Linked DNA regions of Homo sapiens: region 1 is linked to region 2. The links are chromatin contacts, found by Hi-C or POLR2A ChIA-PET in ENCODE. All regions are on one chromosome and are shown on one strand. The core of a region is the stretch at or near the end of the contact, and the rest is flanking DNA. Distances in the headings are between cores, read along the strand shown.

Evidence for each region. A loop is a pair of places that touch in the nucleus more often than their neighbours do. ChIA-PET counts read pairs that join two places held with the same protein, here RNA polymerase II (POLR2A). Pooled maps may share reads with other maps.
Region 1: a loop to region 2 is called in a map of GM12878, with 2.0 times the contacts of the local background. The contact joins two enhancer-like sites. A Hi-C loop is called at or near these places in 3 of 168 maps with a recorded cell type or tissue (GM11168, GM12878 and mammary epithelial cell), 1 of 37 single-sample maps with no recorded cell type and 14 of 50 pooled maps. POLR2A ChIA-PET finds 5 or more read pairs at or near these places in 1 of 52 experiments (activated naive CD4-positive, alpha-beta T cell).

Annotation. Positions count from the first base shown.
Region 1 is chr1:158,975,192-158,980,823 of GRCh38, reverse strand. It overlaps PYHIN1 (pyrin and HIN domain family member 1), which reads right to left. Exons shown (of 9, transcript NM_152501.5): 9 at 3,765-4,123. Among named protein-coding and RNA genes, the nearest start is that of PYDC5, 25 kb to the left of the region's middle. Within about 2 kb of position 1,928, at least 2 of the 41 ENCODE cell types and tissues checked have a DNase peak (open chromatin) inside an H3K27ac peak, as active enhancers do.
Region 2 is chr1:158,807,340-158,812,940 of GRCh38, reverse strand. It overlaps a transcript of OR6N1 not described here and the pseudogene OR10AA1P. Among named protein-coding and RNA genes, the nearest start is that of MNDA, 21 kb to the left of the region's middle. Within about 2 kb of position 2,445, at least 2 of the 41 ENCODE cell types and tissues checked have a DNase peak (open chromatin) inside an H3K27ac peak, as active enhancers do.

The sequences.
Region 1 (5,632 bases), core at 679-3,178, 170 kb before region 2:
CACTAGTAAAGGTCTAACAAAGATCACATACTTCTGAGGGAACGGGACAAAGGGTAAAAGCAGAACCACTGATAAGCGTCTATGTTCAGCGGTGCATGTATTGTCTTGATAAACATCTTAAACAACAGAACACAGGGTTCGAGAGCAGAGAACCGGTCTGACCACAAATTTACCAGGGCAGAGTTTCCCCAACCCTAGTAAGCCTGAGGGTTCTGCAGGAGACCAGGGTGTATCTCAGTCCTTATCTCAACTGCACAAGTCAGACATTCCCAGAGCAGCCATTTATAGATCTCTCCCCAGGAACGCATTCCATTCCCAGGGTATTAATATTAACATTCCTTGCTAGGAAAAGAATTTAGCAATATCTTTCCTACTTGCACATCCATTTATAGGCTGTCTGCAAGAAGAAAAATACGGCTCGTTTTGCCCAAACCCGCAGGCAGTCAGAGCTTACGGTTGTCTTCCCTAAAAATCGCTACTATTCTGTTCTTTTTCAAGATGCACTGATTTCATATTTTTCAAACTCACATGTTTTACAATCAATCTGTACAGTTAACAATTATCACAGTGGTCCTGAGATAAGATACATCCTCAGCTTATGAAGATAACAGGATTAAAAGATTTAAGTAAGGACAAGCATAAGAAATTATAAAAGTATTATTTGGGAACTGATAAATGTCCACAAAATCTTCACAATTTATGTTCCTCTGCTGTGGCTCCAGCCAGTCCCTCCATTTGGGGTCCCTGACTTCCTGCAACAAATCATGTCCTTTGCAGGAACATAGATGCAGCTGCAAGGCATTATCTGAAGCAAAATAACACAGGAACAGAAAACCAAATACCACTTGTTCTTACTAATAAGTAGGAGCTAAACATTGAGTACACAAGGACACAAAAAGAAGCACAATAGACACTGGTGGTTTACTTAAAGGTCGAGGGTGGGAGGAGGGTGAAGACTGAAAAACTACCTATCAGGTACTGTGCTTACTACCTAGGTGACAAAATCATTTGTATGCCAATCCCAGCAACATGTAATGTATTGATGTAACAAACCTGCACATGTAGCCCCTAAATCTAAAATAAAAGTTGGAAGAAAAAAATATGAATACCATATGACCCAAGATTTATTCTTCTTGGTATTTATGCAAAATAATTAAAATAGGAGTTGAAGAGATATTACTAGCGCTCCCATGTACATTACAGTATTATTCAAAATAGACAAGATGTGAAAACTACCTAAATGTCCCAGTTTTGAATGAATAGATAAGAAAATGTGGTGTGTATATATAATGGAATGTTATTCTTTCTTAATGAAGGAAATTCTGCAATAGTTACAGCATGAATGAAATTCTGCAATAGTTACAGCATGAATAAAACTTGAGGGCATTATGCTAAGTGTAATAAGCCACTCATAAGAGAATAAATACTGCATGAGTCCACTTATGTAGAGTATCTATAATAGCCAAACTTACAGGAGCAGAAAATAAAATGGTGGTTAGCTGGGGCTGGAGGAAGGGGGAAATGGAAGCTGCTATTCGATGGGTATACAACTTCAGATATGCCAGATGAATAAGCTCTGTAGATCTGCTGCACAACACTGTGCTTATAGTTCCTAATACTGTATTGTAAACTTGAAATTTGTTAAGTGGTTGATCTCACGTGCTCTTATCATCATAAAATTCTAATACATGCCTCACTATGTGGTTTTAGAGAAATAATGTTGCTAACAGTGTTGGATTTGCCTCTTCCAATCATAATCATTTGCTAATACACTAGAGATCCTCTCAGAGCTATTTCACTGCCTCTTGCAGAGAACCACTTGGTACAAACTGATCTCTAAGATGTCTATGAGGGTAGGTTAGATCTCTGTGAGCTGTTCTGTCTTTCTCTTTGGTTCACACATTTCAAAGTTAGGGGAAGCCCCAGATTCTCACCTACTTGTGGTCCCAAGTAGGAGCTCTGATGTGTAGTAAGATATAAAAATATAAGATAGAGTGGGGTCAAGGCATTAGAGGTTGACGCTGTTTAAATTAAAACACAGTGAACAGGCTAATTCTTTCGGGTGGAAGATAATTTCTTTCCTATCTCATTTACAGACATGACTGTCCTTAGAAGTTAAAATTTCAGGGAGAAATCAGCAAACACATTAGACAAAGCACCTAAATGACCCATTCTCTAACTGTTAATTACCATCATCTACATACTCAAGAGTGGTCCATTATACCTAGTTTATGTAAAGTAATATGAATATTATGTATTTGAGTAGCTCAGAATACCAATATCATTTGCATATAAAGCAGTTATTTTCTCAGTGTCCATAAGTCAAATTTGAATTTGGAGGATGTTTTAGCAGTTTGTGACATCTTCTCAAGATGAAATCTGTTTCCTAACTAGCTGAATGATGTGATTTTGACCACTTCACTCAATCTCTGAATTTCAGTTTTTTCACTGCACATGAGGAAAAAATTCGGTGGCTTCAAAACATCCTTCAAAATTTGATTTTCCCAAGTGAACCAAATTATCATATATATATATATATATATATATATGTATAGACACACACACACATATGAATATTAGCAATGATATTTGGCAATAAAGAATGTCTGAAAAAACTTATTCATGGTATCTGAATCTATCATACTTTCTTACCTTTATGTCTGATAAAAGACATAATCGGAAAGGTGCAGGGCAAGAGGAAAAAAAAACTACATTTATTCCTTGGATTGTTGGTCCAAACCATAAAGGCAGAACTTTAATGCCTCTTTTCCTTAGATTAATTGGGCATATATAGCTTCAGATCACCACAGTTCTCTGATGAGTACAGAAGATTGCTATTTTGCATTTATCTACTTTTTCATAATTTTAAGGGTGAGAGTGAGGCTCTTTTCAGCTTTCTCCATCTTAGGTGGAATCCGTCTTATTCATTGTTTAATTTGCATCTTATCCCTGTTCTCCTAACATTAGCACACCTAACCCAAGCCAGAACAACAGACCTGGATGTTAAATCAAGGACTATATAAGACCACCTAAGTGTCACTTCGAAAGTAAATTTGCTTTCTGTGCCCTTTTTTCTTTATATATGGAGAGTAAAAAGGAGAAAACTGTCAACCTTCTAGAGCTACGGTGAAGATTAAATGACACAAAATAATTACACCAGGTGCCAAATATATGATCCATAAATACATTGTAAGTTTTAGATACTGACTTTCTGCCATTCTACTCTAAAATAAATTAATTATTCTTCAGTTTGCCTAAGTTAACTGTCTGCCTGGGCAACTTTCTGATGGATTCATATAGTGGAATGTGAGAAGAGGGAATATGGTGGGAGAGCTCCTGAGGAGCTGTTGGTGCTGAAGGAAATGTATAGAACCAGATAATTTACATCAAACAGGGCCAGGAATTCCTCTAACATAGGCAAGTGCCTTCATGCACATCACCAGAAAGTGCCTGGTTTGGCAAGAAAATTACCCAATTATTCCCCCTCCAGGAGTCCAATTCTGAAAAGATATCTCTAGTTTTGGCTAGAGCAACTCCTTCCCAGGACACAGTGCTTGCAACAGAATCACAGGCTGGATTTCACCCCTACCTGCCCCTTGGTCTGGATTCTTTGGGCAGGGCACAGTCAGTTCAGTCTTAACCAGGGCCTATTCCTTAAAGATCCCATCCAAACTATAAATCTGTGTGCCCCACCCTGACTTGCAGGCCACAGTTTATTTGCTTTTACATAACTCACAGATAGATTAAAGAAACTCCTATGGAAGCACTCTTTAAGAAAAAAAAGTTTATTTTTTTTCAAATTATGAAAATTCTGAATGCAAAATATGATATGAAGAAAATGCATAAAAGTAAAACTAATGAAATAAAATGCACCCTTAATACTCCATTTCCTAGAATTAATAGCTGGTATATATATATATATATATATATATATATATATATATATATATATATAGTATTTCAACCAGATATATATACATATATTATTTTCTGTGCTTTGATCTTATCTTCATAAACATCATTACCAATGGCATCAGGTTTTTAGGTGGAGGACTTCAGGCAAAATTTCCACACTTGAGTAAAGATTGAACAGTAGTTATTTGATATCCTTGTCCTTGGTGACCTTGAAGCATAAAGAGATAAAAATAAACCCGTTGAGATGCAGGGAGTCATACATTTCTTTCTTCAATCACACTGCCTCTCCTCCCTGTGAGCCACATCTCTTCTTCTATTTCCATCTGAAGCACTCTTTTCTCATTCTCATCTATCTCCTTTAATGAATCCTGTCCTTGGAGTCACATCTTCCCCCTCTGTTGGGACCATGAAATGCGATATTCACTCCTACCCAGCATGAGCCCACGTGAAAGGGCAGGAGATGTCAGGGAACAATAAGATAGAGAAAGGAGCTGGTGTGTCCAACGACAAGGGCTAAAGGGAAACTTCTCATTGGGCAGAAAGGTAGGAGGAGCGTACAAAATGTATTCCTGGTGCAACTGCTGTCAAGGAAGGCTTGGGACTTTTGACTAATGGCCCTGAGAACTGGAGCAATCAGAAAGCCTTTGCATTTTTGTGTGTCTGAATGTGTTAGCCTTTATTCTGATCTTTTTGCATTCCAATATTAGCCTTTATTTGTTCCAAGAATCCCACATGAATATATGTGACAAACAGCATAAACTTTGTCATGTAGATCCAACCATCTCTGTCTACACAGAGATGTTTCTCACAAAAGACAGCTACCTTTGTGTTCTGATTTGCTTAGGGACATCCTTGGTAATTTAGGACTGTTATGAGGTATGTTGGCCACCCTCAAATTTAACTCCCTCTTCTGTTCATTGTGTACCACAAATAATTGAATGAGCTAATATGTGAAACAATTGGATTATAAAGGATTAATGAAGATAATTATTGAAAAACCCTTAGAATAGTCTGAGTCATTCTGCATACTCAGTAAATGAGAGACATCATTATTTCCATTCTATTAGGTACTTTTAGTCACATCCACTGTTTTAACAACTATGTCTCTATTGATGTAATTCAGTAAAAGGCCCAGCCAAAATTACCCAAGTTTAAGCTCTATATATCAGATGGATAATTCTTAGATGTCCTGTGGGAATCTCAAACTTAACTTGTCTAGAGCAGAACACGTTTTTTCCCTGGAACATGGTCTTTCTACTGTGCTCATAAGAGGTGTATTGAAGAGTAAATGCAATCATATACATAAAAACATAACTTTCACTTCCAGCTTTACCCAGTAGAAGCTCAGTTAGAAAAATATTGTTTTCATTGTTATTTAAAGACTATGCAAGTTTTTTATGTCAGCCTGATCCAGAAATGAATTATGATTTATGTTGATCCTCTTGTGGAAAACCCAGATAAAGTTGTAGTGATTGGGAATAAAACTAATAGCTTCGTTTTTTCCCATATAGTAATTCTGAGCCAGTAATATCTCCATTTGTTTTCCCAACCATTCTGGGCTCTTTGATTTAGGAGAGTCATGACAAAAGATGAAAAATAAGAATGGTCTGCTTTTGACTTTAAATCCAAAAGCATAGAAAAATTTATACAAATTAATAATTAATACAAACACAGTATTATTGGGATGATCTATGATATACAAAAGCAAGGACTTCTT
Region 2 (5,601 bases), core at 1,196-3,695:
TTTAAGGAAAGGAACTGTGTGTTAGACATCTCATATTTTCCCTAGTATGAGGGTGGGAAATAGAGTATTCAATAAATGTATTTAATGAATAAATAACAGAATCACTGAGATTTACTCTTCTCACAGTTTTTTAGCTGTACTTTAGATCACCTTTTCTAACCTTCCAATCACATTTTTTCTTGGAAAATAGTATTACACATAAGTCTGTCCATAATATAGAATATTTAGATGAAAAAATTTAAAATCACTTATGAAATTAGTTAAAGCAATTATTTACTTATTTCTTTTTAATCATTTCTCATAATGTAGGCTTTTTCAAATATTAGCAATCATATTATGAAATGTTGACACTTTTGAAATTCTCCTTTCTTCACCGAACACTATAGCACTCTTAGTTGTCTCTCTTGCTAAACCACGAATTTCTTGATAGAGGCAGAAGGCCTCATTCTTTTCTCTAACTTCATTTCTAATACAGCATAAATGTTAAATGAGCACTTAACAGGAAGAAGATCTCATGAGAAGAAATTAAACAATTTTCTTAGCTAAGCAAGGCCTATATTTGGAACACTTCCACTTTTATCTCTTCATGTTACTTTTAATTTACAAACCTCTCATTCCTCATTATATACAATGTTAAATTTTTAGCACATATTTCTGGATTGATTTTGTTTTGTGTGTAATTTTCTTATAAACAGTCATTTGTATCACACTGATTGCTTTCTGAAGGCGAACACGCAGCCATCAGTTTTACTGCCAAGACAGGGTGATACACTACAAAGCACAGGGGAAGTCTGTATCAGAATATGTCTTATAAAACCCATAGATAAAGCTGCAAATTGGGGGTGTTTTAGTATTTGAGACTATGAAAGATAAACTAATTTTGTCAAATGGCAGTTGCAACCATTCATCCTGCAGAAAGGTCACATGTTTCTGATGAAGTGGAATCTTGGCTTAAGGCAGGAGAAGACTGAATGAGAACCTCTAATTACCCAAGCACCTGGATAGTTTTTTACTCAAGGAGAGTCTTCCAATCTTGAGGTTACAATATTTTCTAAAGTGAAACTCTCCAAACAAAATATCATCTTTTCCTGCTGTTTAAATAATTCCAGCCCTCTCAGGAAATTTTTCAGGTTGGTATGAAGAGACTCAATGGTTTCCTCTATATTGATGTGATCCGTGTGAAAATCTTTTACAGTGAATGTTCTGATATCCAATTTAATTTTGCTATTATCTGTGTGATTTTCTTTTTTGCCTCTGATTCCTAAATTTCAAACCATATTTGTATCTACAAGTGATGCAAATGTATTCTTCTCCAGTGGATCAGGGCTTCAATCTGTTATTTATACGGCCTCTACATCCATCCAGTACCTGCTTATGTATTGTGTTCAGTTGAGGTCAGAGTCCATGTACTGACCATAAGGCTTTTATGAAAATGATGCTGATAGTGATGAAAAGGAAAGTGATGATGAAAACAGAAATAAACATATGTAAATGCCACATAAAATAATGATATGGTGGTTCCATAAACAATGATAGCAATACTGGTGGTGGTGGTTTAGAACACTGCTCGGCAAATAGAGAGTATTTGACAATGATTAAATCAATGAATAAATGATAGGGGAGATAGTGAGGGTAGTGGTGATGGAGATTGTTGTGGAGACGGAGATAGTCAAAGCAGAAGTGACGGCACTGCTGATCTTTCTCATATTGTGGTAAGGTTAATAATGGAAAAACACCTTTGCAGGGACATGGTAGGAGCTGGAGGTCATTATCCTCAGCAAATTAATACAGGAAAAGAAAACCAAATACTGCATGTTCTCAATTATAAGTGGGAGCTAAATGTTGAGAATACATGGACACATAGAGGAGAACAACACTCACTGGGGACTTTTGGAGGGTGGAGAGTGGGAAGAGGCAGAGGATCAGAAAAAGTAACTAATGGGTACTAGGCTTAATACCTGGGTGATAAAATAATATGTACAATGAACCCCTATGACATAGGTTTACCTATGTAACAAACCTGTACATGTACCGCACATGTATTAAACATGCACATGTACCTCACATGTATTAAAATGAAAGTATTACACATTAGTAAAAAAAAATGGACACACATATTATTTACTCCTTTCTGGTCATTTGGCTGTTCTTACCAGAAGGGAGTAGAGATGAAGCTGATTGGGAAGTCTTTTTGCAAAGTAATTTTTAAGAACATTCAACTCGTTTTTGGAGTGATCAAGGTGTTGTTCTCCATGTATACACAAGGATATACGAGTTGGATTTGTTCTCTTTTTATAAAAGGCTATGTGGGACTTGCAAAACTTCTAGTGGCCCAGAGGAGGCAATGCCCCTGGGATTAAACTGTAAAGTCCACAGCGAGGGTTGCAGACTTGAGAAAAGTCATTTGAGACATAGAGCTGCTCTGCTGCACTTCCTTTTGCACAACTGCTTGCCCCAGAGAGGTCCTTGCTGAAAGCTTTACACACTTAGCAACTCCAGGGAACATGTAGCAAGGATCCCCTGGGAGGCCCGCATTTCCAGGAACATGAAATATAAGTAGGGGAGTATCTTGGGGTAGAAAGGATGCCGAGGAGAATGCTATAAGTTCTAATGTCATCAAAACCATCAGGTAATGGGCAGGAGTGGGGCCGAAAAGATGAGAGTAGCCAAAGAAGACAACTAGATGAAGGCTTTGGACCTTCCTGAATGAGGCTTATTAGGGTGTGGGAGGAAAACTCAAGTGACATAGGTGTTGATTCCCCTCAAAACCCATAACCATTTTCCAATTTAGGGAAACATACATTATCTGTGTTGTAAGAGTCTTAGGAAACAAATGCTCAAGGCTCTTCTCTTTTGAAGAGGAAGCTGAGGTTGAGTAAAAAGTTGCTCAACCTAATGCTTAGTGGCAACCAAATCGCTGACTTCGGAGGAGGCTTTTCCTATTATACCATAGGACCTCTGGCTTCTTTGCTTCTTCTTGACTTCACGGTTTTCCTTTTCGAGAATTCCTAGCACATACCCTTCGGGGATTATTTTTTCACCCAGCACAGTGTATCTGCTGGGTGAATTATCATCAGGCACCACGGGCCTAGGATATTATAGTTTTTGGAGATTCTGCATTTCTTTTATATTCCATTTTTTCTTCTTCTAGTTTTTATCAGGATAGTCTAAACACTTCAGAGGGGCTTCCTGAAAGAAGCTTCAACAGTCACTTTTGGGAGGTGACTTTTCTCCCTTCTCCAATGTTGTTGGTTATTTTCTCATTGGAAAGTACAGAGGGCTAGCAGTAGGAATTTTCTAGCTCTCCTGTTATTGGATGGTGGAATAGGGGAGAAAATCACTGAGTCACTGGAGCATAATATTATAACATAGAAAGGGATTAAAATGGGATCAGGAGCCTTGATTTCTAGTCCCACACCTGCTACCAACAGACTATGATATGGGGCCAACCATTTCTGCTTTTGGGGCTTCAGTTCCTCTAGTGTAAAGTGAGGAACATTGATTAGATAATGTCTCAAGTTCCTTTTAAGTGCTCAGATTTTACGAATAGAGGAAGAAGCTTGAAGTAATTTATATTCTATGTTTATCGCTTGTTCCTAGGAATCATGGATCACGTCAGTCATAACTGGACTCAGAGTTTTATCCTTGCTGGTTTCACCACCACTGGGACCCTACAACCTCTTGCCTTCTTGGGGACCCTATGCATCTATCTCCTCACACTTGCAGGGAACATTCTCATCATTGTCCTGGTACAGTTAGATTCTGGACTGTTCACGCCCATGTACTTATTTATCAGTGTCCTCTCCTTTGTAGAGGTGTGGTATGTCAGCACCACAGTGCCCATGCTGCTGCACACCTTGCTCCAAGGGTGTTCACCCGTCTCATCAGCTGTATGCTTTATTCAGCTATGTCTTTCATTCCTTAGGGATGACTGAGTGCTACCTGCTGGGTGTCATGGCACTGGATAGCTACCTTATCATCTGCCACCCACTCCACTACCACGCACTCATGAGCAGACAGGTACAGTTACGACTAGCTGGGGCCAGTTGGGTGGCTGGCTTCTCAGCTGCACTTGTGCCAGCCACCCTCACTGCCACTCTGCCCTTCTGCTTGAAAGAGGTGGCCCATTACTTTTGTGACTTGGCACCACTAATGCGGTTGGCATGTGTGGACACAAGCTGGCATGCTAGGGCCCATGGCACAGTGATTGGTGTGGCCACTGGTTGCAACTTTGTGCTCATTTTGGGACTCTATGGAGGTATCCTGAATGCTGTGCTGAAGCTACCCTCAGCTGCCAGTAGTGCCAAGGCCTTCTCTACCTGTTCCTCCCACGTAACTGTGGTGGCACTATTCTATGCTTCTGCCTTCACAGTATATGTGGGCTCACCTGGGAGTCGACCTGAGAGCACAGACAAGCTTGTTGCCTTGGTTTATGCCCTTATTACCCCTTTCCTCAATCCTATCATCTATAGCCTTCGCAACAAGGAGGTGAAGAAGGCTTTAAGGAGAGTCATGGCTGGGCGCGGTGGCTCACGCCTGTAATCCCAGCACTCTGGGAGGCCGAGGCGGGTGGATCACGAGGTCAGGAGATCGAGACCACGGTGAAACCCCATCTCTACTAAAAATACAAAAAAAATTAGCCAGGCTCGGTGGCGGGTGCCTGTAGTCCCAGCTACTCGGGAGGCTGAGGCAGGAGAATGGCGTGAACCCGGGAGGCGGAGCTTGCAGTGAGTCGAGATCGCACCACTGCACTCCAGCCTGGGCGACAGAGCAAGACTCCGTCTTAAAAAAAAAAAAAAAAAAAAAAAAAAAAAAAAAAGGCAGTCATTGACAGGATCAGAATTATTTTAAGGGAAGCTCAATGATCTAATTTGTCATAGCCCAGCTTGTTGGTAATTGTGAGAATCAGCTGGTTGGCTTGTCAATCATGTGGTCAGAGTCAAAGAAAATACCAGTAAAGAAATAAAAACGATCAGTAGTCAAACATGCTGCACACACCCATGCCTGAATTGGTGAAAGCTGGAAGATGTAAAGAGAAAGGGGTTATGGTCTCTGATTTCCCCATTCTAATGGGAAAGAAATGCAACAAAGGGAGGAAAAACAGGGATGCAAGAACAAGTGGTTAAGCTGCATTTATGACTTAGAGAGACAGTGCAATACAGAAAGAAAGAAGATAAATTAAAGCTAGGAGTGGCAGATTTAGTCAAGATAAGATTCTTGGAGAAAGGTTAAGAAGGTGGAAAACTAGGTTGGCAAAAAGGAGTCTAAAATGTTAACTTGTATAAAGTTGCAGATGTAGATCAGCGCACCATGAGCAGAATGCTTATCTATTTGTGGCATCCAGGGATTCTGGGTTATTATGTGACCAAATGTAGTTTGATGGAGAAAAAACCTGCAGTTCTGATCACGCTTCTTTTCTCTCCAGCTCCTCTATTGCTTCCTCTGCTGAGCAGAGTAATCTCCCATTCCTTGATGGTGTCTGAACTGGGGGCCAAGTACCTGCTAGAGTATGGTCAGATAAATTAGTGAGAAAATAGGACCAGATCTTGGAAGAGACTAAGTATTGCCTAATCTTGAATACTTTCCATTTTCCTCATTCCT